Regions from separate parts of the Homo sapiens genome. Here region 2 is linked to region 1. Evidence: chromatin contacts called from ENCODE Hi-C or POLR2A ChIA-PET data. All regions are on one chromosome and are shown on one strand. Each heading gives the region's core, a stretch centred on a gene start or an enhancer-like site at or near the end of the contact. The rest is flanking DNA. Distances are from core to core; before and after follow the strand shown.

Evidence for each region. A loop is a pair of places that touch in the nucleus more often than their neighbours do. ChIA-PET counts read pairs that join two places held with the same protein, here RNA polymerase II (POLR2A). Pooled maps may share reads with other maps.
Region 2: a loop to region 1 is called in a pooled map, with 2.8 times the contacts of the local background. The contact joins two enhancer-like sites. A Hi-C loop is called at or near these places in 2 of 168 maps with a recorded cell type or tissue (PC-9 and endothelial cell of hepatic sinusoid) and 9 of 50 pooled maps. POLR2A ChIA-PET finds 5 or more read pairs at or near these places in 3 of 52 experiments (CD4-positive, alpha-beta T cell, MCF 10A and WTC11).

Annotation. Positions count from the first base shown.
Region 1 is chr5:173,193,897-173,199,126 of GRCh38, reverse strand. No RefSeq gene overlaps it. Among named protein-coding and RNA genes, the nearest start is that of NKX2-5, 39 kb to the left of the region's middle. Within about 2 kb of position 2,788, at least 3 of the 41 ENCODE cell types and tissues checked have a DNase peak (open chromatin) inside an H3K27ac peak, as active enhancers do.
Region 2 is chr5:173,280,803-173,286,032 of GRCh38, reverse strand. LOC105377731 (a long non-coding RNA gene) reads right to left here. Exons shown (of 4, transcript XR_941237.3): 3 at 5,111-5,229. Among named protein-coding and RNA genes, the nearest start is that of MIR12118, 20 kb to the left of the region's middle. RefSeq lists a silencer at 2,013-2,152. Within about 2 kb of position 2,197, at least 2 of the 41 ENCODE cell types and tissues checked have a DNase peak (open chromatin) inside an H3K27ac peak, as active enhancers do.

The DNA of each region.
Region 1 (5,230 bases), core at 1,539-4,038:
TGGAGGTTGCAGTGAGCCAAAATCATGCCACTGCACTCCAACCTGGGCAACAGAGTGAGACTCTGTTGAAAGAAAGAAGGAAGGAAGGAAGGAAGGAAGGAAGGAAGGAAGGAAGGAAGGAAGGAAGGAAGGAAGGAAGGAAAGAGAGGGAGAGAGGGAGAGAAGGAGAGAGAGGGAGGAAGGAAGGAAGGAGAGAAGAAAGAAAGAAAGAAAGCAAGAAGGAAGGAAGGAAGGAAAGAAAGAAAGAGAGAGAGGGAGAGAGAGAGAGGAAGAGGGAGAGAGGGAGAAAGGGAGGGAGGAAGGAAGGAAGGAGAGAAGAAAGAAAGAAAGAAAGAAAGAGAAAGAAGGAAGGAAAGAAGAAAGAAAGAAAGGAGGGAGGGAGGGAGAGAGGAAGGAAGGAGAGAAGAAAAAGAAAGAAAGAAAGAAAGAAAAGAGAGAGGGAGGGAGGGAGGGAGGAGGGGAGGAGGGGAGGAACGGAAAGAAAAGAAAGGAAGAAAGAAAGAAAGTAAATCTCTTAGCATAGTGCCTGTCACATAGTAGGTACTTGATAGACATTAGCCATTATCATCATTATTATTATCTGTTGAGTATTTATTCTGTGGCCAGCCCTGTGCCAAGGACAAGGAACCCAACAATCAGTAAGGGTCCCATTGGAGCTCACACTATGGAGGGCATGTGTGGTAGATTCGTTTATCATTGCAATATATTCATTGCGTCCCCCAGCCCACCCCCTTGGCACTGGGCTCGGCCCTGTGACTTGCCTTGGCCATGGGATGTTGGCAATAAGATGGCAGCAGAGGCTGGGGCAGCATTTGCACCGTTGGGCCTGTGCTCCTGCGTTTCTGCCACATCTGGAGAAGAGCAAGCCCAGGCTGGGCCACTGGTTCTAGGAGGCAGGGAGAGACCTAGGGAGTGAAGCCAGCTGGCTGAGATCAGTCCTTCCCCAGCCAATATGCAACTGGATGACAAAAGCCACAGCGCGAATGTAATTCTTATTGCCATGTGCCTCTGTGGTTCTTATTTTTATTTTAATGGTTTTTTTTTTTTTGAGACTGAGTCTTGTTCTATTGTCCAGACTGGAGTGCAGTGGCATGATCTTGGCTCACTGCAACCTCCACCTCCCAGGTTCAAGCGATTCTCCTGCCTCAGCCTCCTGAGTAGCTGGGATTACAGGTGCACACCACCACGCCTGTCTAATTTTTGTACTTTTAGTAGAGATGGGGTTTCACCATGTTGGCCAGGCTGGTCTTGAACTCCTGACCTCAAATGATCCGCCCACCTCGGCCTCCCAAAGTGCTGGGACTGCAGGCGTGAGCCACTGTGCCTGGCCACCTCTGCGGTTCTTTAGTTGTTGTTAGGCAGCATTACTGTGGCCATAGCTAACGACACAGAGAGAAAGAATCATCAACAGGCAAGCGTAGCCTGATGTGGCAAATGTTGTCATGGCAGTAACAACAACTAGAGGAGCTGGGATATGGGCCAGGCAGTCTGCCTTTAGAACTCAAGCTTTTAGACTCTGTGGCCTCCCTCTCCTCCTCCTCTCCTTCCTCCCATTCCTCTTCCCTGCACCTAGTGCTCGATAAACACTTAGTGAATGATGTGGCCCCAGCAATGATTTTCCCACTGGAGCTCAAGGGCCTCCTCTAATCGTGTCTCACCGAGGGGCTTGTCAGCCTTCACTGGTTATCCATAGCTTGTCCTTATTCCTCAATCTATACAAAAAGTCCTGAGGGCTGTGACCACCCTGGTGTCTCTCCACCGGGCCTTGGCCACATGAAGCCTGTTCCCACCCCTAAATGCCACCCAGCCCAGCCCAGCAGTCCCTGACCTCTTATCTCCAGCACAGCCCTCGGGTGAGGGGATTGGCCACATCCTACAGCCACAAAGCAAACAGGGCCCGTGGCTGACCAGTCCTGGAGCAAGAAGCCCTGGTAGGAGAGACGGGGACCTGACATGTGAGTGAGCCAAGGGAAGGTGCAGAAAGGTCCTCTTCAGGAAGAGACCGTGGGGTAGTGCAGAAAACACTCGCTTTGCACCTTCTGACCCAGGTTCTCATCCCAGCTCTGCCATTATGAAGGCAAATTGTTCCACCACTCAGAGCTTTGATATCCTTGACTGTAAAAGGGGTTATCAAAGACCACCAAGCCCTGTGGTTGGAAGCATAAATTGGATAGAGTCTCAGCAAATGTCAGCTCCCTTCCCCACTTCCCTGTGGGTCTCAGCCTCAAGCAGGAATGTGGACCTAAGGCCTCCAAAGCTGAGATTCCTCCCAGACAGGTGTGGAACTGGAGGTCAGGAATAGCGTGATCAGAGCACAGGCTTTGGACTCAGACAGCCCTGGGTTCTGCTCACCAGAGGCATGACCTTGGCCCAGACACACTGCTGAGCACCTGGCTCTGCTTGCATGTCACTGGGATAAGAGGTCCTCCTGAGTGGAGCTGCTGTGAGCGGTGGCCGCTGGGACACAGAAGCACCCACTGAATGGGAGTTGGTAAAGGATTTGGAAGTCATTGAATGGGTTTGCATAACGTGGTTTCAACAGAAAGATATGACATGTCTGCTGTGTGCGCCCCTCCTTGCAAGGGGGCTTGCCAAGGGCATACGACACTCTGCTATCACCGTCCCTGGGTGCCGGGAAGGAAAGGTGCAGTGGCGAGGTGGCCCTGGACAGGGGCGGGTCAACAAACCTTGCTCTGTTGGATTCACCCACCACACAGCTGGAAAGGAGGGGCTGGGCCAGCGCTGCCTGCTTTCATGTTGTTCTATATTTACCACCCGTCGGTCTGTCTGTCGGGCGGGTGTGCGTTGATCCCTGCCCAGCGCCTCCCTGGCTCCGAGGGGCGCTGTTATCACTGGACATGAACGCTTTATCTCCCTGCAAGGCCCAGGCGGCATTTTGCTTTCAGGTTGAAACCTCCACCAGTCAAATTTCAAAAGCTTTCTACGTGACAGCCGGTGGCTGCAGCCACCTTCCTGGTCTCATTGACTTTGGTCTCTGCCTCTCTACAGTGGCTCAAAGGGAGCTTTCTGAAACCTTTCTCCCTCTGACAACTCACTCTTCATTCACTCATGTACTCAGTGTTTATTGGGACATTGTGCTGGGTGCTGGGGATATAGGACCTAATGAGATACATAAGGTTCCCACCCTTCCTAGAGATGACAGTGAAAAAAATAGTGACCTGTGGTCGTGAGTGCCACCATGTGAAAAGAGATGCAAAGGAACAATTAAAGGGGGGTGGCACTTTTAAATGAGGCAATAAACTTACGGTATAGCTGGCACACTGGGGACTCCCACAAGCCCCCCATGTGGGGCAGGGTAGGAGCTCCACTGGTAACCTGGGGAACTCCCCCAGGCTCAGTTCTCACCCTTGTCCCATTGACTGGGAAGTCTTTTGATCAGCAACCTGGGGGCAGATGCTTGTCTTAGGGGGACTTGTGTTATCCAAGCTCAGTTATGAGTTGAATTGTGTTCCCCGTAAAGATATGTTAAGGTCCTAACCCCTAGATGAGGTCATTAGGGTGGGTCCTAAACAATATGACTGGTCTCCTTTTAAAAAGTGTAAATTGGGCCAGGAGCAGTGGCTCACGCCTGTAATCCCAGCACTTTGGGAAGCGAGGCAGGTGGATCACCTGAGGTCAGGAGTTCGAGACCAGCCTGGCCAACATGGTAAAACCCCGTCTCTACTAAAAATACAAAATTTAGCTGGGCGTGGTGGCAGGTGCCTGTAATTTCAGCTACTTGGGAGGCTGAGGCACGAGAATCGCTTGAACCCAGGAGGCAGAGGTTGCAGTGAGCGAGATCGTACCACTGCACTCCAGCCTGGGTGACAGAGCGAGACTTGGTCTCAAAAAAATAAAAATAAAAAAGTGTACGTTTGGACACAATGACAGACTCACACAGAGGCAAGACGACGTGAAGACAGAGAGGGAGAAGACAGCCACGTGACGACGGGGGCAGAGATTAGAGTGATGCAGCTTCAAGCCAAGGAACACCAAAGATTGCTACAGCACCAGGAGCCGGGAAAGGCCGGGAGGGAATTCTCCCCGGAACCTTCGGAGGAAGCGTGGCCTCTTCCAACACCTTCATTTCAGACTTCCAGGCTCCAGAAACAATAACCTCCCTTGTTTTAAGCCACTTAGTTTTCGGTACTTTGTTACGTGTAGCTCTAGGAAACTAACACAAAAGCTCACAGGCTGATGTGGAAAACCTGATGTGACTTATTGCTTGGTTGTGGAAAACGCATCACCCCATGAACCAGATCTCTCAGCATCAGATCAGTAAATTCTCTCCCTGAACAGGAGCCCCATGGGAAGCCAATTCATAGCCACTCATTCATGCACCATGGACTCACTGAGCAACTACCACTCCCAAGGTATGTGCTAGGTGCTGGGAACACATCTGGAGGCTAGGAGGCCAGAAGGTAGGCTGGTGCAGGCCTGGGACAGAGGTAGCAGGACCAGGGCACTGTGTGCTGTGTGCTCCTGGAGAGGTGTTTGTGGAGGAAACGGGGCCAGGGGCAGAGATGGAGAGGACCCACTCCTTCCTGGTGGACAGAGCTGGGGGACTCAGTGGAGCCTCTGGGCAGCCCTTTCTAATCCTCCCAGGTGGACTGATCCACAGCTTGCTTCTCTAGATGGGCCCAACACGATGGCTGAGGTTTCTGCTTCACAAACTCCAGGCCTATTGCAATAGCTGGGCCTCACCGAGATTGTCCCAGGTGAAGTTGGTTGAAGTTGGAGGTGTCCCCAGAACTCTTCATTCACATTTAGCAAGGTGTTACTGCTGTAATCCAGGTGTCACAAAGGGCTCACCCTAGGGCCATCAGGTGGGTCTCCTGTGTGCATGGTGCAGTGCTTTTGCCCCAGATCCCTCCACTCCCTCACATTTTTACTGCCTGCCTTACCCAGATGAAAGCATCAGTGATCTCTGGCTTCCTCGAGTAATTGATGATTTTCCATTTATCTATTGCTGTGTGACCAACCACCCCAAATATAGTGGCATGCATCAACCACCATTTTCATCTTTTGTAGGTCAAATAGTCAGATGAAGCACAATGTGGATGGCTTGGGTTTCTATTCCATGAGTCTGCAGCCTCATCTGGGAAGACTGGAACGACTGGGGGCTGGAAGTGTCTGGAGCCTGGGCCGAAATGACTCAGAGACTGGACTCAGTTGGAACTGTCAACAGGAACAACTTCATGCGGCCTCTCCACCTGGCTTGGGCTTCCTC
Region 2 (5,230 bases), core at 948-3,447, 87 kb before region 1:
GTCTCTACCAGAAAAAAAAAAAAAAAGATTCACCTCTTGAAGAAGTCCACTCTAGCCCCTCACTTTGCACTGCTTCAGCCCACAGGCCTGCAGTTGGTACACACATGTATGCAAGCACACACATGCATGCACAACAGTCTTGCAATATTTTATACTCGTTAAAACTCTCCAATTGCTTTATGTACCTACGTCAGGCCTCCCTAACTAATACATAAGCTTCTACAAGATTAGGTGTCTTCTAAATTTCAGAACTTGTAAATGCCATTTACAGAGCATCTACTATGTACCATGTATTTCACCTACATTATTTTGTTAAGTCTTCCCAACAACTTTGCAAAATTTAGGTGTCATTATGTTCAATTTGCAGATGTGGAAACTGAGGCTCAAAGAGGTAAAGTAACTTATCCAAAGTCATAGAGCTCAGCACTCAAGGTGCACAAGTTGACACTTGTATTAGTCTGTTTTCACACTTTAATAAAGACATACCCAAGACCAAATAATTTATAAAGAAAAAGAGGTGTAATGGACTTACAGTTCCACTTGGCTGGGGAGGCCTCACGATCATGGCAGAAGGCAAAAGTCACATCTTATATGGCAGCAGACAAGAGAGAATGAGAGCCAAGTGAAAGGGGAAACCGCTTATAAAATCATCAGATCTCGTGAGACTTATTCACTACCATGAGAACAGTATGGGGGAACCACCCCCATGATTCAGTTATCTCCCACCAGGTCCCTCCTGCAACACGTGGGAATTACAGAAGCTACACAATTCAAGATGAGATTTGGGTGGGGACACAGCCAAACCATATCAACACTCAACAAATAATTTTGAATGACTGAAAGGATGGATGGATGGACAGATGAATGAATGGATGGTTGGATGGATAGTTGAATGATGGGTGGGTGAGTGGATGGATGGATAGATGAAAGGGTGGATGACTGGATGGATGAGGGGATGGATGGATGGATGGATGGATGGACTGATGAATGGATGGATGGTTGGGTGGACTGATGAATGGATGGATGGTTGGGTGGATAGTTGAATGATGGGTGGGTGAGTGGATGGATGCGTAGATGAATGGGTGGATGGTTGGATGGATGAAGGGATGGGTGGATGGATGGATGGATGGACTGATGAATGAATGGATGGTTGGGTGGATAGTTGAATGATGGGTGGGTGAGTGGATGGATGGATAGATGAAAGGGTGGATGATTGGATGGATGAGGGGATGGATGGATGGATGGATGGATGGACTGATGAATGGATGGATGGTTGGGTGGATAGTTGAATGATGGGTGGGTGAGTGGATGGATGGATAGATGAAAGGGTGGATGATTGGATGGATGAGGGGATGGATGGATGGATGGATGGACTGATGAATGGATGGATGGTTGGGTGGATAGTTGAATGATGGGTGGGTGAGTGGATGGATGCGTAGATGAATGGGTGGATGGTTGGATGGATGAAGGGATGGGTGGATGGATGGATGGATGCATGGATGGGTGGACTGATGAATGAATGGATGGATAGATGGATTGATAGGAGGGTGGATGAAAATATGCAAGGGTGGTGGATGAATAGATGGACAGGTGGTTGGATGACAGGGTGGACGGACGGATGAATGGATGGATGGGAGGGTGAACGAATAGATGGATGGTGGATGGATGGATGAACAGACTCAGCATATAAGTGGTGGAGCCAAGTTTATCTGACTCCAACAGGCCTTTCCATGTGAGCATAAGAGAGCTCCTGCTTTTTAGCACCAGAATAGGGACACAGCAGGCACTGTCACATAGTCCCCCAAACACAGGGTAGCAGCTGACCATCCTGGTTTCAACCAGTTTCCACAGCTGCCTGGATGCGGCACGTGCGAGCGGGATTCAGCCACTGGGTGAGCCATGACGGTGAGAACCAAAGATTCTCCTCCTCAGTAACCCCACGAGTGAGTTGATGGGCTGAGGTTCTGGTTTACCGGGACGCGCCCCCAGTGAGCAGGAGGAGCCCCCGCACCAGGCCACACGGGGGCAGCAGCTCGGCGTCTGCAGGCATCCGCGCACAGCCGGCGGGCAGGGCTGGTTCCGGAGGCCGCCGGGTAAGCACGTGGCGCCCGGTCTCACCTTCGCGCTGGCGGCGGGCTGGTTCCTGCAGCGCCGCTGGGGTGGCGGGGGCGTGGCTGAGAGTGCTCTAGGAAACACTGGAGCAACCACACGTCCGCGCCCGCCCATGGGGCACCTTCAAACCAGCCGGGCATGGGCGGCACAACTCTGCGCAGCCCTTAAAAGAATGGGGTTTTGCTGCTGCCAAAGATCCCGGAGCAGCAGCAAATGAGAAAAGCAACGTGCTGGACGCGCCTGGAGTGCCACCCCTTTGTGGATTCTAAATGTGTGCAAGTAACTAGATGCATTACTTGTCTATTGGCCCACGCACAAGAAAATTCTTGAAGGAAACCCAGCAGTTTACTTTTTATTTTCTGCCTTTCTGTGCTGTTTGAATGACTGTTTTGCCGTGGGAATGTATTCTCTCTCTCTCTCTCTCTCTCTCTCTCTCTGTCTCTCTCTCCCCCCCCCCTTCCCCTCTCTCCCTCTCTTATCTCCCTCTCTCCCTCTAGTCTTAATAGGAATTATCTGGAAATTGGGATTGGGAAGATTTTTTGTTTGCTTTTCCTTTCTTACACGTTCTTGGTTTTTTAACCTAATGTTTTTAAAGGAGGAGGGAGACAGTTTAGGGGTTGCTGCTGGCCCTGCCTCCTTAGCCCTGGGGGCAGGAGGGCTGGCTGGCAGCACTTGACTGCTTGGTGACCCTCCCTCTCTAGGGCAGGGAGCAGGTTCGGCCTTAGAGCCTCAGGTCCAGGACGCCCAGAGCCACAGGGGGCCCAGGCCATTTAACTGTCCAGGGCTGCCTTGAGGAACCAGGATGGGTCCATGAGGTACTGCGTGCTTGTAAAGCGCCCTGGCCCGCTGACATAGAGGGCTTCCAGTGGGGCCCGAGAGGCAGAGCTCCGGTGAGAATAGCAGGGCCATGGAGTCACCGAAGCCACAGACTTGACTTGAAGATTTGCCAATTCAACCTGGGCTGGGATCTGCATCGTCCTTGACAGTTTCATCGGGAGATCAGCCTGCTATAGCAAAATGGTCAGGACTTAGAACCCAACAGACTTTATTTGGACCTGGTTCCTGCATCTGACAGCTGGGTGACTTTGGGCAAATAACTTGACCTCGCGAGTCTCAGTTTTCTCATTTGTAAAACAGTAGTTATAAGAGTATTATCATAAAATTTAGCATGGATGTATGTAAACCACCTAGCAAAAAGACTGGCGAATAGCAGTTTTTAATTCTTGGTGGCTCTTTCCATTCTCCCTCTCCCTCTTCTTCCTCTTCTTCTTCTAGTAAGGAAATCGTAAAACTGAATGGAATAAAAACTGAATCGAGAAGCCAGGCGAGGTGGCTCATACCTGTAATCCCAGCATTTTGGGAGGCCAAGGCGGGCAGATCATCTGAGGTCAGGAGTTCGAGACCAGCCTGGCCAAGATGGTGAAATCCTGTCTCTACTACAAAAATACAAAAATTAGCCAGGTGTGATGGCACATGCCTGTAGTCCCAGCTACTTGGGGGGCTGAGGCAGGAGAATTGCTTGAATCCGGAAGGCGGAGGTTGCAGTGAGCCAAGATTGAGCCACTGCACTCCAGCCTGGGTAACAAGAGTGAAACTCCGTAAAAAAAAAAAAAAAAAAAAAAATGAATCGAGAAAGTCAACTATCTGGTGATCGTCATCTAATTGCCCCAGGTCCATCTCTGAACCAGATTAGTGTCTCCTAAAGATCTCAATCCTACACCCAAACTCAAGTGCCCCATCCAAGGCAGAGACCCATCTCCCGACCCTGCAGTTCCTACATGTTCTCACTTGAAGGCAACATTGAGCTTTGGATTTCAACCTACCCAGGGGCGCTCCCCTCTCCTCTCTTCTCCCAGCCTAGACTAACAGAACCAAACTACTCGCGACACTTAAAGAACAATTCTAGAGATAAAGCAAAGGCATGCCACTTCACACAGCTGACAGCAAAGGTAGGAAATTTACTAACCCTCAAAGTGACACTGGCTGAAAATATAAATGGGTCTCAATGGGAGACAAAATAAATCAGGTGCATGGGGGAACTATGTGCATCTTTGCAGACTTAACTATGAATAATTTTTAAGATTACAAGCAGCGGCTTGTAATCTTAAAAATTATTCATAGTTAAGTCTGCAAAGATGCAAAAACCAAACACCGCATATTCTCACTCATAGGTGGGAATTGAACAATGAGATCACTTGGACACAGGAAGGGGAATATCACACTCTGGGGACTGTGGTGGGGTCGGGGGAGGGGGGAGGGATAGCATTGGGAGATATACCTAATGCTAGATGACACCTTAGTGGGTGCAGCGCACCAGCATGGCACATGTATACATATGTAACTAACCTTTACAATGTGCACATGTACCCTAAAACTTAAGAGTATAATTAAAAAAAAAAAAAAAAAGATTATAAGCAACATAAATAACAGTGATGGCTAAATAAACTGATGCATCCACTTGAATGCATATTTACAATTATAATGAAGATTACGCAGTAACTTGGGAAAATTCTACAAATGGAAGGAAGAACACAAAAACATATTCAATATTTTGATTCCAGATATCTAAAAATTCTATGTACTTGTAGGAGAAACAAAAGGAAAACAAATAAAATTGAATTGCTGAGGTCATAGGGCTAGGAGTTGTTTTCTCCTTCTATGTTGATTTCATATTGTTTATTCACTTTTTTTTTTTTTTTTTTTTTGAGAAGGAGTCTCACTCTGTCGCTAGGCTGGAGTGCAGTGGTGCAATCTCGGCTCATTGCAACCTCCGCCTCCCAGGTTCAAGAGATTCTCCTGCCTCAGCCTCCCAAGTAGCTGGGACTACAGGCGCCCGCCACCACACCTGGCTAAATTTTTTTTGTATTTTTAGTAGAGACGGGGTTTCACCATGTTGGCCAGGATGGTCTCGATCTCCTGACCTCGTGATCCACCTGCCTCGGCCTCCCAAAGTGCTGGGATTACAGGCGTGAGCCACCGTGCCGGGCCGTTTACTCACTTTTTAAATATTAGGACTATTCACAGGCAGGGTGTGGTAGAAAACACAGATTCTGTCATTGCACAGTCCTTATGCTTCCAGCTCTCCGAAGTCCCTGGATGTCCAGAGTAGAGGCACTCC